Linked DNA regions of Homo sapiens: region 2 is linked to region 1. Evidence: chromatin loops called from intact Hi-C (ENCODE). Cell type or tissue: psoas muscle. All regions are shown on one strand. Each heading gives the region's core, and the rest is flanking DNA. Links, peaks and the distances in the headings are about the cores only.

Region 1 (5,383 bases), core at 1-5,000:
CATGTGCTCATGTAGAACCTGCAGCAAGTTATCCAGAAGATCTGGCTAAGATACCTGATGAAGGTGGCTACACTAAACAATAGATTTTTTTTTTTTTTTTTCTGAGACAGAGTCTCACTCTGTCGCCCAGGCTGGAGGGCAGTGGTGCGATCTCTGCTCACTGCAAGCTCCGCCTCCTGGGTTCTCGCCATTCTCCTGCCTCAGCCTCCCCAGTAGCTGAGACTATAGGCGCCTGCCACCACGCCTGGCTAATTTTTTTTGTATTTTTAGTAGAGACGGGGTTTCACCATGTTAGCCAGGATGGTCTTGATCTCCTGACTTTGTGATCCGCCTGCCTCGGCCTCCCAAAGTCCTGGGATTACAGGCGTGAGCCAACGTGCCCGGCCAACAATAGATTTTTTAACGTGGATGAAACAGCTTTATATTGGAAGAGGATGCCATCTAGGACTTTCATAGCTAGAGAGAAGTCAATGTCCAATTTCAAAGGACCAGCTAATTCTCTTGTTAGTGGCTAATGTAGTAGCTGTCTTTAAGTTGAAGCCAATGTTCATTTATCATTCTGAAAATCCTAGGGCCCTTAAGAATTATGCTAAATCTACACTGCCTGTGCTCTAACAACGGAACAAGAAAGCCTGGATGACAGCATGTCTCTTTGACAGCATGGCTTACTGAGTAGTTTATTGTTGAGAACTGCTGCTCAGAAAATCTCACTCACTGCTCATTGACAACACACCTAGTCACCCAAGAGCTCTGATGGGAGATCTACAAGATTTATCTTTTCATGCCTGCTACACAATATCCATTCTGTTGCCCATGGATCAAGGAATCATTTTGACTTTCAAGTCTTATTATTTAAGAAAATACATTTCATGGCTGGGCACGGTGGCTCACGCCTGTAAAAAATACAAAAATTAGCCAGGCATGGTGGTGCACACCTGTAATTCCAGCTACTCAGGAGGCTGAGGCAGGAGAATCGCTTGAACCTGGGAGGCAGAGGTTGCAGGAGAGATTGTCTCAAAACACACACACACACACACACACACACACACACATCAAAACTGCATTGCATGTTACAGAGAAATATTTTGTGAAAGGAAGGCTCAATGTGGCAAACTTCATTGTCTTGTCTTAAGAAACTGCCACAGCCACTCCAACCTTCAGCAACAACCACCCTAATCAGTCAGTAGCCAACTACATAGAGGAAGACCCTCCATGAGCAAAAAGAATACAACTCGCTGAAGGCTCAGATAATCCTTAGCATTTTTTAGCAATAATTTTGAAATTAGGTATGTACAGTTTTTTGTTTTTTTGTTTTGAGACGGAGTCTCGCTCTGTCGCCCAGGCTGGAATGCAATGGCGCAATCTTGGCTTACTGCAACCTCCGCCTCCCGGGTCCAAGTGATTCTCCTGCCTCAGCCTCCCGAGTAGCTGGGATTACAAGCATCCGCCACCATGTCCGGCTAATTTTTGTGTTTTTAGTAGAGACGGGGTTTCACCATGTTGGCCAGGCTGGTCTCGGACTCCTGACTTCAGGTAATCCACCCGCCTCAGCCTCCCAAAGTGCTGGGATTACGGGTGTGAGCCACCGCGCCCAGCCAGGTATGTACATTTTTTTTTTACACATAATACTATTGCATGCTTAACACACTACAATGTAAACATGACTTTTATATGCACTGAGATACCAAAAAAATTCGTATGACCTCGCTTTATTGCAGTCATACGAAGTATTCTGCAATACTTCGAGGTATGCCTGTATGTTGGTCATTTCAATATGATTCAGTCACGTTACAGGTCTGTCACATAATGGTAGGGAGACAGAAGATGTAGGTTCTACTATCAGTAGAACTTCCAGATGGCTTAAGAAAAAAAATCTGTAAACTAAGAGGGTTGGCATATAGTATTCCTGTTTTCCAGCTTTACCATTCTTGCTTCTATAATTCTGTGATTATGGACACACAACACACACATACGCTCAAACCTCCATTGTAGTAAGAATTTTAAAGCATAATATTTCTTAGCATATTATTGCTAACATGCGTCTATTTTGAGACTAGAAAAAATAGTCATTAGTAAAGAAACGCCACTAAAAATAGCTTAGAAATATTTAAAATGCAAGCCAGGCACAGTGGCTAATGCCTGTAATCCCAGCATTTTGGGAAGCCAAGGCGGGCGGATCACCTGAGGTCGCGAGTTCAAGACCAGCCTGACCAACATGGGAAACCCTGTCTCTATTAAAAATACAAAATTAGCCAGGCATGATGGCACATGCCGGTAAGCCCAGCTACTAGGGAGGCTGAGGCAGGAGAATCGCTTGAACCCGGGGCGGGGGGCGGAGGTTGCGGTGAGCTGAGATCGTTCCATTGCACTCCAGCCCTGGGCAACAAGAGCGAAACTCCATCTCAAAAAAAAAAAAAAAAGAAAAAGAAAAGAAAATAAATATTTAAATGCTTCAGTGATTTCGATATTTTATTTCGAATCGCGCCGTGGGAATAAGGAAATATATACAAAATGATACAGCACGGCGTCCTCGGGTCCTTCTAGGTCTGCGCCAGTATTTAAGGATAATAATTAATCGCGCTGTAACTGCCTTTGCATTGGGCAAACCGTGGTTACTGAATTGCTGGCAAAGAGGGGCGGAGAGTGGTAAGAGGCCCGGAGCCGGGTCTGAGGCTTTAATAGAAGAAGCAACGGCGGGACGACGTCAAGCCCTGGCGCGGCTGTGGGGGCGGCGGCCAGCGGAGGGGCTGGGGGGCTGCAGGCGCCGGGCGCGCCAGGCCTGGGCCGCAGCCTCGGGAGCGGGTGTGGCGGGCGCTGCGTCCGCTCAGGCCGAGGGTCTCCCGGCGCGAGTCTACCCCGTCCCGCCTCTTCCCCTTACCACGTAGCCCCCCCACACGTAGAGGAAGTTTCCGTCCACCACGGCGCAGTGGCCGCTGCGTTCCTCCGCCACACAGAACAGCTGAGAGTCCGCCATTCGCGCCGTCGCTGGCCCGCCGCTTGCCGCGCCACAACCCCTGCCCGCCCGGCGGCCTCGCCTCCAGCCCCGACTGCTCCACGCACGAACGGAACGCGGCGAGGGTCGAGATTGGTGGGAAGGCGGAGCCAGTGCGTCTGCAACGTCCCGCGGCTCTCGCTCGGGAAGTCGAGCCAGGGGCGGCGCGGCTGTGGAGGGACGTTCTGGCTCCTCGCAGTGGGCAAGGGGCCTGGGCTTTCCACGCGCAGATTCCTTCTCTCTTGGAATTGTGTTTTGGCAGTACAGCCTCATTTAGTAGTCAGTCTGTAGTCAGATTCCTTGATTATCTCAAAATGTCTTTTCTATAGTTGGTTTGTTCAGCACCGTAATTCGTTGTTAACGCCTCTTAAGACTTTACGTCTGTTTTACTCTAGAATAGCTTCTCTCCCTTCTCTCTTGTGCCATTTGTTTGTTATATGGATTAGTTTTCTTATTTTCCTACAGCCGTACCACCTTCTGGGTTTGGTTCCTCAGTGTCTTTTCTCATTAACTTGTGCATCCTTTCCCCATACTTCTTTTAGGCTGGAAGCTGTATCTAAAAGCTTTATTAGATTCTAGTTCAGATTTTTTTTTGGAAAATACTTCATATTGCATCACATTAGAAGGCACTTAAGTCTGGTGCACTTTAATGATACTTTCTATTGTTTATTTTTGACTATACAAATAAACAGAGTATCTGCTCCTTTTCTTACACAAAAGGAAGTATATACAGTGTTCCTTAACTTTCTCTTTTCACTTGACGATCCATATCAGGATACAGCAAGCAGTCTCCTCAGTCCTTTTCATAGCTTCATAGCACTCCACCGATTGGATGTGTCATAGCTTATTCAAACAGATTCTTATTGATGGACATATCGGTTATTTCCAGGTTTTTTTGGCTATCATAAATAATGCTGCGATGAAACGTTATGCATATGTTATTTTGTATTTGTACAAGCCTATCTTTGGAGTAGAGTTCTAGATGTGGAATTGCTGGGTCAGAGGATAAATGCATATTTAACTTTACAAATGTAACTGGATTGCAGTGGCTCACGCCTCTCATCTAAGCACTTTGGGAGGATGAGGTAGGCGGATCACTTGAGCTCAGGAGTTTGAGACCAGCCTGGCCAACCTGGGCAATCCCGTCTCTACTAAAAATACAAAAATTAGCCGGGCGTGGTGGCGCATGCCTGTAATCCCAGCTACAAAGGCAAGAGAATCGCTTTAACCCGGGAGGTGGAGGTTGCAGTGAACCGAGATCGCGCCACTGCACTCCGGTCTGGGCGACAGAGCAAGGTTCCTTAGAAAGAAAGAGAGAAAGAGAGAGAGAGGGAAAGGGAGAGAGAAAGAAAGAAAAAGGAGGAAGGGAGGGAAGGAAGAAGGGAGGGAGGGAGGAAGGGAGGAAGGAAGGAAGAAATTCAAGATAGACAAAAGTGATCTATGATAATAGAAAGCAGAAAAGTGGTCATTTGGGAGTAGGGAGGGGGAGGGGACTGATGGAAAGGAGTACAGGAAGTGTTCTGGAGTGATTAAAATGTTCTGTATCTTGATTGAGGTGGTGGTTACATGGGTGTATACATTTATCAAAATGCATTGAACTGCATACAGATATGTGCATTTTACTTAGTGTAAACTATATGTCAATCATAATTCTCACTCCATCACTTTATTGTTACTAGTAATATTGGTATTGTATTTTTGAAATGGAGCATTTGTCCTCCTGGACTGTAGAGTCTGGTGGAGTCTATAGACCAGCAAACAGACAATTACCATACCGTGCAGTAAGTGTGAAAATAGCAAAAGTCCAGGGCACCTTGGGTGTACAGAGGCCCTTTAACTCAGATTGAGGGAAGACAGGGAAGGTTCCTGAGAGAAAGTAAAGTCTAAGTTAAGAACTGAATGATGAACGGAAGTTGTTCAAGGAACTTTCATTCGTGAGAGGGAAGAGTCAAGGATATGCCTAGTTTACCAGCTTGGTCACTGGGTGGGAGGTGGGTGGAGCCCTTCGCTAGGTTATTGAACATGGGAGGAGGAACAGGTTTGGGGGAGGGCAGGGCTAATGGTGAGTTCATTTGGAGGCATATTGAGTTGGATTTGAAGTCTAAGAGAGCTAAGGGCTAGAGATAGGGATTTTGGAGTCATCAGCATATAATTGTTCATTTAAGTATTGGGACTTTATGAGCTGGCCAGGTGAAGGAGCCATAGAAGAAGTTGAAAATTTATTAGAGAAAGAGAATTATGATTGGGAACATTTATGGGAAAAGGGGAATTGTGAGGTCAGATTGTGAGAGAAAGCTGGGCAACTGGAATTGATTATTTTCTCTCCAATTTCTTAATATAAAAAGTAGCAAACCAAAAAAAGTTGAAAAAATAGTTCAAAGAGTACCTGTG
Region 2 (5,383 bases), core at 282-5,281, 69 kb before region 1:
CGTGGTGGCCTGCACCTGTAGTCCCAGCTACTCCGGAGGCTGAGACAGGAGAATCGCTTGAACCTGGGAGGCTGAGGTTGCCGTGAGCTGAGCTCATACCACTGCACTCTAGCTAGCAATACAGTGAGACTCCATCTCAAAAAAAAAAAAGCAAAAGCATATTGTTTTCAGAATCACTTTCTTTTGAGGAAAATTTTCTAATTTTGACCTAAATGGGATAGAATCAAAAAAATTTCAAGGCCTTTGACAACTTTAGAGTACATTACTTATCCTACTTTGTATGTGTATCTATATTGATACTCAGACATTTTCACTTCCTTCATTTTAATATCCCTCAATTATCTTAACAAAAACAACAAAGGACCTCCAACCTTTTAATCACTGCCTATAAATTGTACATCTTATCAAATAAAAATAGAAGAGACAATTGAAGTTAGTTTAAGAATAAAAGTCTCTTTGTAAAGATAATAAAATTCTTAAAAATCCACTATAGGTCATTTGAAATTCAATGATTGATAATGCTATCATTATAATCATAATCCAGAATGTGTGCAAAAAAATCTTTTGCTGAAAAAAATACTCTTGTAAGACTTCCAATTTCTTTTTTTTCTTCCTTTTGATGTGGGGTCTCACTGTGTTACCCAGGTTGGAATACAGTGGCGTGATCTCGGCTCACTGCAACCTCCACCTCCCAGGCTCAAACGATCCTCTCGCCTCAGCCTCCCAAGTAGGTGGGACTACAGGCGTGTGCCACCACACCGGCTAACTTTTCTGTATTTTTGGTAGAGATGGGGGATTTCACCATGTTGTCCAGGCTGGTCTCGAACTCTTGAACTCAAGTGATCCACCACCTCGGCCTCCCAAAGTGCTGGGATTACAGGCATGAACCACTGTGCCCTGCCCAAGACTTCCAGTTTTTAGTCTGGCATGTAAACAGCTTAGAAGCTGCCACTCCATCCTAACAACAAACAAAAAGCTGAGCAAACTGAAAAATCAACAACTGTTCTTAGATCAATCAGAGAAGTGAGGTCACAGTGCAAACCACTGCCTGTCAAACTGCAGAGACAGATGGGTGAATACAGAGAATCACAATTTACCAAAGCAGAAACCCATGAGCAAAAACCTTCTGAGCTACCAGTTTGGGAGCATAAAAACTTTACAGTAATTGATGACTTGTTGGAGGCTCAGTGTGAACACGTTTTAGACTTAAAAACTCCAGGGGGCTGGGTGTGGTGGCTCATGCCTGTAATCCCAGCAATTTAGGAGGCCTAGGTGGGCAGATCACTTGAGGTCAGGCGTTCGGGATCAGCCTGATCAACATAGTGAAATCCCATCTCTATTAAAAATATAAAAAATAGCCGGGTTTGGTGACACTTGCCTGTAGTCCCAGCTACTAGGGAGGGTGAGACACAGGAATTGCTTATATCCAGGAAGCTGCAGTGAGCTGAGATCATATGACTGCACTCCAGCCTGGGCAACAGAGTAAGACCCTGTATCAAAAAAACAAACAAATAAACAAAACCACAACTCCGGGGGACCCAGTCATAGGACGATCCTCACACTTTTTTGAGTTTACCTCCAGGAGGTCTCTTAGGTTCTTACAGTAAATATCAGAGAAAAATTATCTCATGCTTCCAGCAAGGGTAAGGAAAAAGGAACCATTTTGAAATATGCTAGTTCTTCTTAACAAGGGCTGCCTCAGGAGAAACTATTTTATCAAAGCCTACTCTACCTGGCAAAAGGAAAATACCTAATTCCAGCCGCCTCTAGCCATTCTGTTCCACCTAAGTGGGGGAAAAACTGAGAACTGGGGTGAAGTTGATAGTCCAGGGGCACAGGCTCCTAAAAAGACAGATGATTATAGGACTACAGAATGCTTTCCCTCCCCACACTTCTTACTACCACACCACAGAAGGCCTATTTACCAGAGTTTCTTTCACCCAGCTCATCATGTTTAGGTTTCAACAAAAAATTGCAAGGCATAATAAAAGTCAAAACATCGTGGGCTGGGTGTGGAGGCTCATGCCTGAAATCTCAGCACTTTGGGAGGCCGAGACGGGTGGATCACCTAAGGTCAGGAGTTTGAGACCAGCCTGGCCAACATGGCAAAACCCTGTCTCTACTAAAAATACAAAAATTAGCCGGGTGTGGTGGCACATGCCAGTAATCCCAGCTATTCCAGAGGCTGAGGCAGGAAAATCACTCGAATTTGGGAGGCAGAGGTTGCAGTGAGCCAAGATCGCACCACTGCACTCCAGCCTGGGCAACAGAGTGAGACTCTCTCAAAAAAAACAATGACAACAAAAAACACAGTGTGAAGAAATGAGCAAGCATCTGAAGCAGACTCGGATAAGACAGGAATGTTGAAGTTATCAGACTAGGAATTTAAAACAACTATGATTAATATGCTAAAGCCTCTAATGGAAAAAGTAGTCAAATGCAAGAACAGATGGGTAATGGCCAGGCACAGTGGCTCACCCCTATAATCCCAGCAATTTAGGAGGCCTAGGCAGGCAGATCGCTTGAGCCCAAGAGTTCAAGACTAGCCTGGGCAACAGGGCAAAACACTGTTATCTACAAAAAATACAAAAATTAGCCGGCCATAGTGGCATGCGCCTGTGGAACCAGCCAGCTACTCAGGAGGCTGAGGTGGGAGGATTGCTTAAGTCAGATGGGTAAGGTAAATAGAGAAGATATGGAAATTCTCAGAAAGAACCAAACAGAAATGCTAGAGATCAAATAAACTGTAACGAAGATGAAGAATGCCTTTGATGAACTAACTAGTAGGCTGGACATAGCTGAGGAAAGAATCTCTGAGTTTGAGGGTATGTCAATAAAACTTCCAAAACTGAAACGCAAAGAGAAAAAAGACCAAAAAGAAAAAAAAAGGCACCTCAGACTCCCCTAGAATATCCAATAACTGTGGCACAATCACAAAAGGTGTAACCTAAGTGTAATGGGTTAGAAAGAGAGAAAGGTCCACTGTGAAGAGAAGGACAAAAGCCTGGCTGACCATGCCACCTGGGTCCTAGGGCCTTCAGGAAACCTATACAGTAGCCACGTGGGGGTTACAGTAGGCCTTGGGTGACATCCAGTGCTGTGCTGGCTCCATGTCTGACCCAGCACAGTCCCTGTGGTGGTGGCCACAGGAGTACTTGCATCACCATACCCCCAGTTCCAGGTAGCTCAGAACGGAGAGACTCAATTTGTTTGGAGAAAGTAAGGGAAGAGAACAAGAGTCTCTATCTGTTAATCCAAAGAATTCTTGCAGATCTTATCCAAGACAACCAAGGTGGCACCTCTATTAGTCTGCTAGAACCACAGTTCACAGGGCACGGAATCCCCCCCAATGCAGATAACAGTTTAGATCACAACACCCACATCCTTTTGAATAGCTGCAAAGCCTTTCCAAGGAGGACAGATACGAACAAGCCCAGACTGTGAAGACTACAATAAATGCCTAACTCTTCAATGCCCAGACACTGATGAACATCCACAAGTATCAAGACCATCAAGGAAAACGTGACCACACCAAATGAACTTAATAAGGCACCAGGGACCAATCCTGAAGACACAGAGATATGTGAACTATCAGATAGACAATTCAAAATAGCTGTTTTGAGGAAACTCAACGAAATTCAAGAAATTCAGGATAATGCAGAAGAGGAATTTAGAATAATATTAGATAAATTTAACAAAGAAATGGAAATAATTAAAAAGAATCAGGCGGAAATTCCGGAGCTCGAAAATGCAACTGACATACTGAAGAATGCATCAGTCTCTTAATAGCAGAATTGATCAAGCAGAAGAAATAAATGGTGAGCTTGAAGACAGGCTATTTGAAAATACACAGAGGAAACAGAAGAATAAATTTTTTTTTTTTTTTTTTGAGAGACGAGAGTCTCGCTCCGTCACCCAGGCTAGAGTGCAGTGGCGTAATCTCGGCTCACTGCAACCTTCACCTCCGGGGTTCAACCATTGTGGAAGACAAGTATGGCGATTCCTCAAGGATCTAGAACCAGAAATACCATTTGACCCAGCAATCCCATTACTGGGTATCTACCCAAAGGATTATAAATCATTCTACTATAAAGACACATGCACACATTTATTGCGGCACTATTCACAATAGCAAAGACTTGGAACCAACCCAAATGCCCATCAATGATAGACTGGATAAAGAAAATGTGGCACATATACACCATGGAATACTATGCAGCCATAAAAAAGGATGAGTTCACGTCCTTTGCAGGGACATGGATGAAACTGGAAACCATCATTCTCAGCAAACTAACACAAGAACAGAAAACCAAACACCATCATGTTCTCACTCATAAGTGGTAGTTCAACAGTGAGAACACATGGACACAGGGAATCACACACCAGGGCCTGTTGGGGGGTGGGGGGCTAGGGGAGGGATAGCATTAGGAGAAATACCTAATGTAGATGACGGGTTGATGGGTGCAGCAAACCACCATGGCACGTGTATACCTATGTAACAAACCTGCACGTTCTGCACATGTACCCCAGAACTTAAAGTATAATAAAACAAAATTAAATTCTGAAGGAAAAAAAACTTTTGCCCTAGAATAGTATGTCCAGTGAAAATATCCATCAAACATGAAGGAGAAATAAAGACTTTTCTAGACAAACATGAGCTGAGGGATTTCATCAGTACCAGACCTGTCCTATAAGAAATGCTAAAGGGAGTATTTCAATCAGAAAGAAAAGGATGTCAGTGAGCAGTAAGAAATCATCTGAAAGTACTAAACTCACTGGTAATAGTAAATACACAGAAAAACACAGACTATTATAACACTGTAACTGTGGTGTGCAAACTACTCTTAAGTAGAAAGACTAAAAATGAACTAGTCAAAAATAACTACAACAAATTTTCAAGACATATATAGGACAATAATAAATAGAAATGACAAAAAATTAAAAAGCTGGGGAATTAAGTTAAAATGTAGAGGTTTTATTAGTTTACTTTTTGCTTGTTAGTTTGTTTATGCAAGCAGTGTTAAGTAGCTATCAGCTTAAAATAATAGGTTTTAAGATAGTATCTGCAAGCCTCATGGTAACCTCAAATCAAAAAAACATATAATGGAAACACAAAAAATAAAAAGCAAGAAATTCAATCATACCACCAGAGAAAATCATCTTTACTAAAAGGAAGACAAGAAGGAAAGGAGGAAGAGAAAACCACAAAAGAACCAGAAAACAAATAACAATATGGCAGGAGTAAGTCCTTACTTATCAATAATAATATTGAGTGTAAATAGACTAAAGTCTCCAATCAAAAGACATGTTGTGGCTGAATGAATTAAAAAAAAAAACCAAGACTCAATGATCTGTTGCCTGGAAGAAATGCACTTCACCTATA

The links. Peaks named below come from ENCODE experiments on the same cell type or tissue, not always from the same donor. Only the 100,000 strongest peaks of a DNase experiment are listed, where the experiment ranks them.
Region 2: it touches region 1 in a loop (3.0-fold over the local background); 57 of 110 quality-filtered maps call a loop at or near these places.

What each region holds. Positions count from the first base shown.
Region 1 is chr14:49,690,786-49,696,168 of GRCh38, reverse strand. It overlaps KLHDC1 (kelch domain containing 1), which reads right to left and starts at 3,049. Exons shown (of 13, transcript NM_172193.3): 1 at 2,879-3,049. The coding sequence starts at 2,974. RefSeq lists silencers at 2,675-2,844, 2,855-2,904. In psoas muscle, for the core only: no CTCF peak of the experiment used is centred there; DNase peaks (open chromatin) are centred at 2,718 and 3,088; H3K4me3 peaks cover 2,537 bases; H3K27ac peaks cover 2,105 bases.
Region 2 is chr14:49,759,719-49,765,101 of GRCh38, reverse strand. No RefSeq gene overlaps it. Among named protein-coding and RNA genes, the nearest start is that of KLHDC2, 5.7 kb to the left of the region's middle. In psoas muscle, for the core only: no CTCF peak of the experiment used is centred there; no DNase peak of the experiment used is centred there.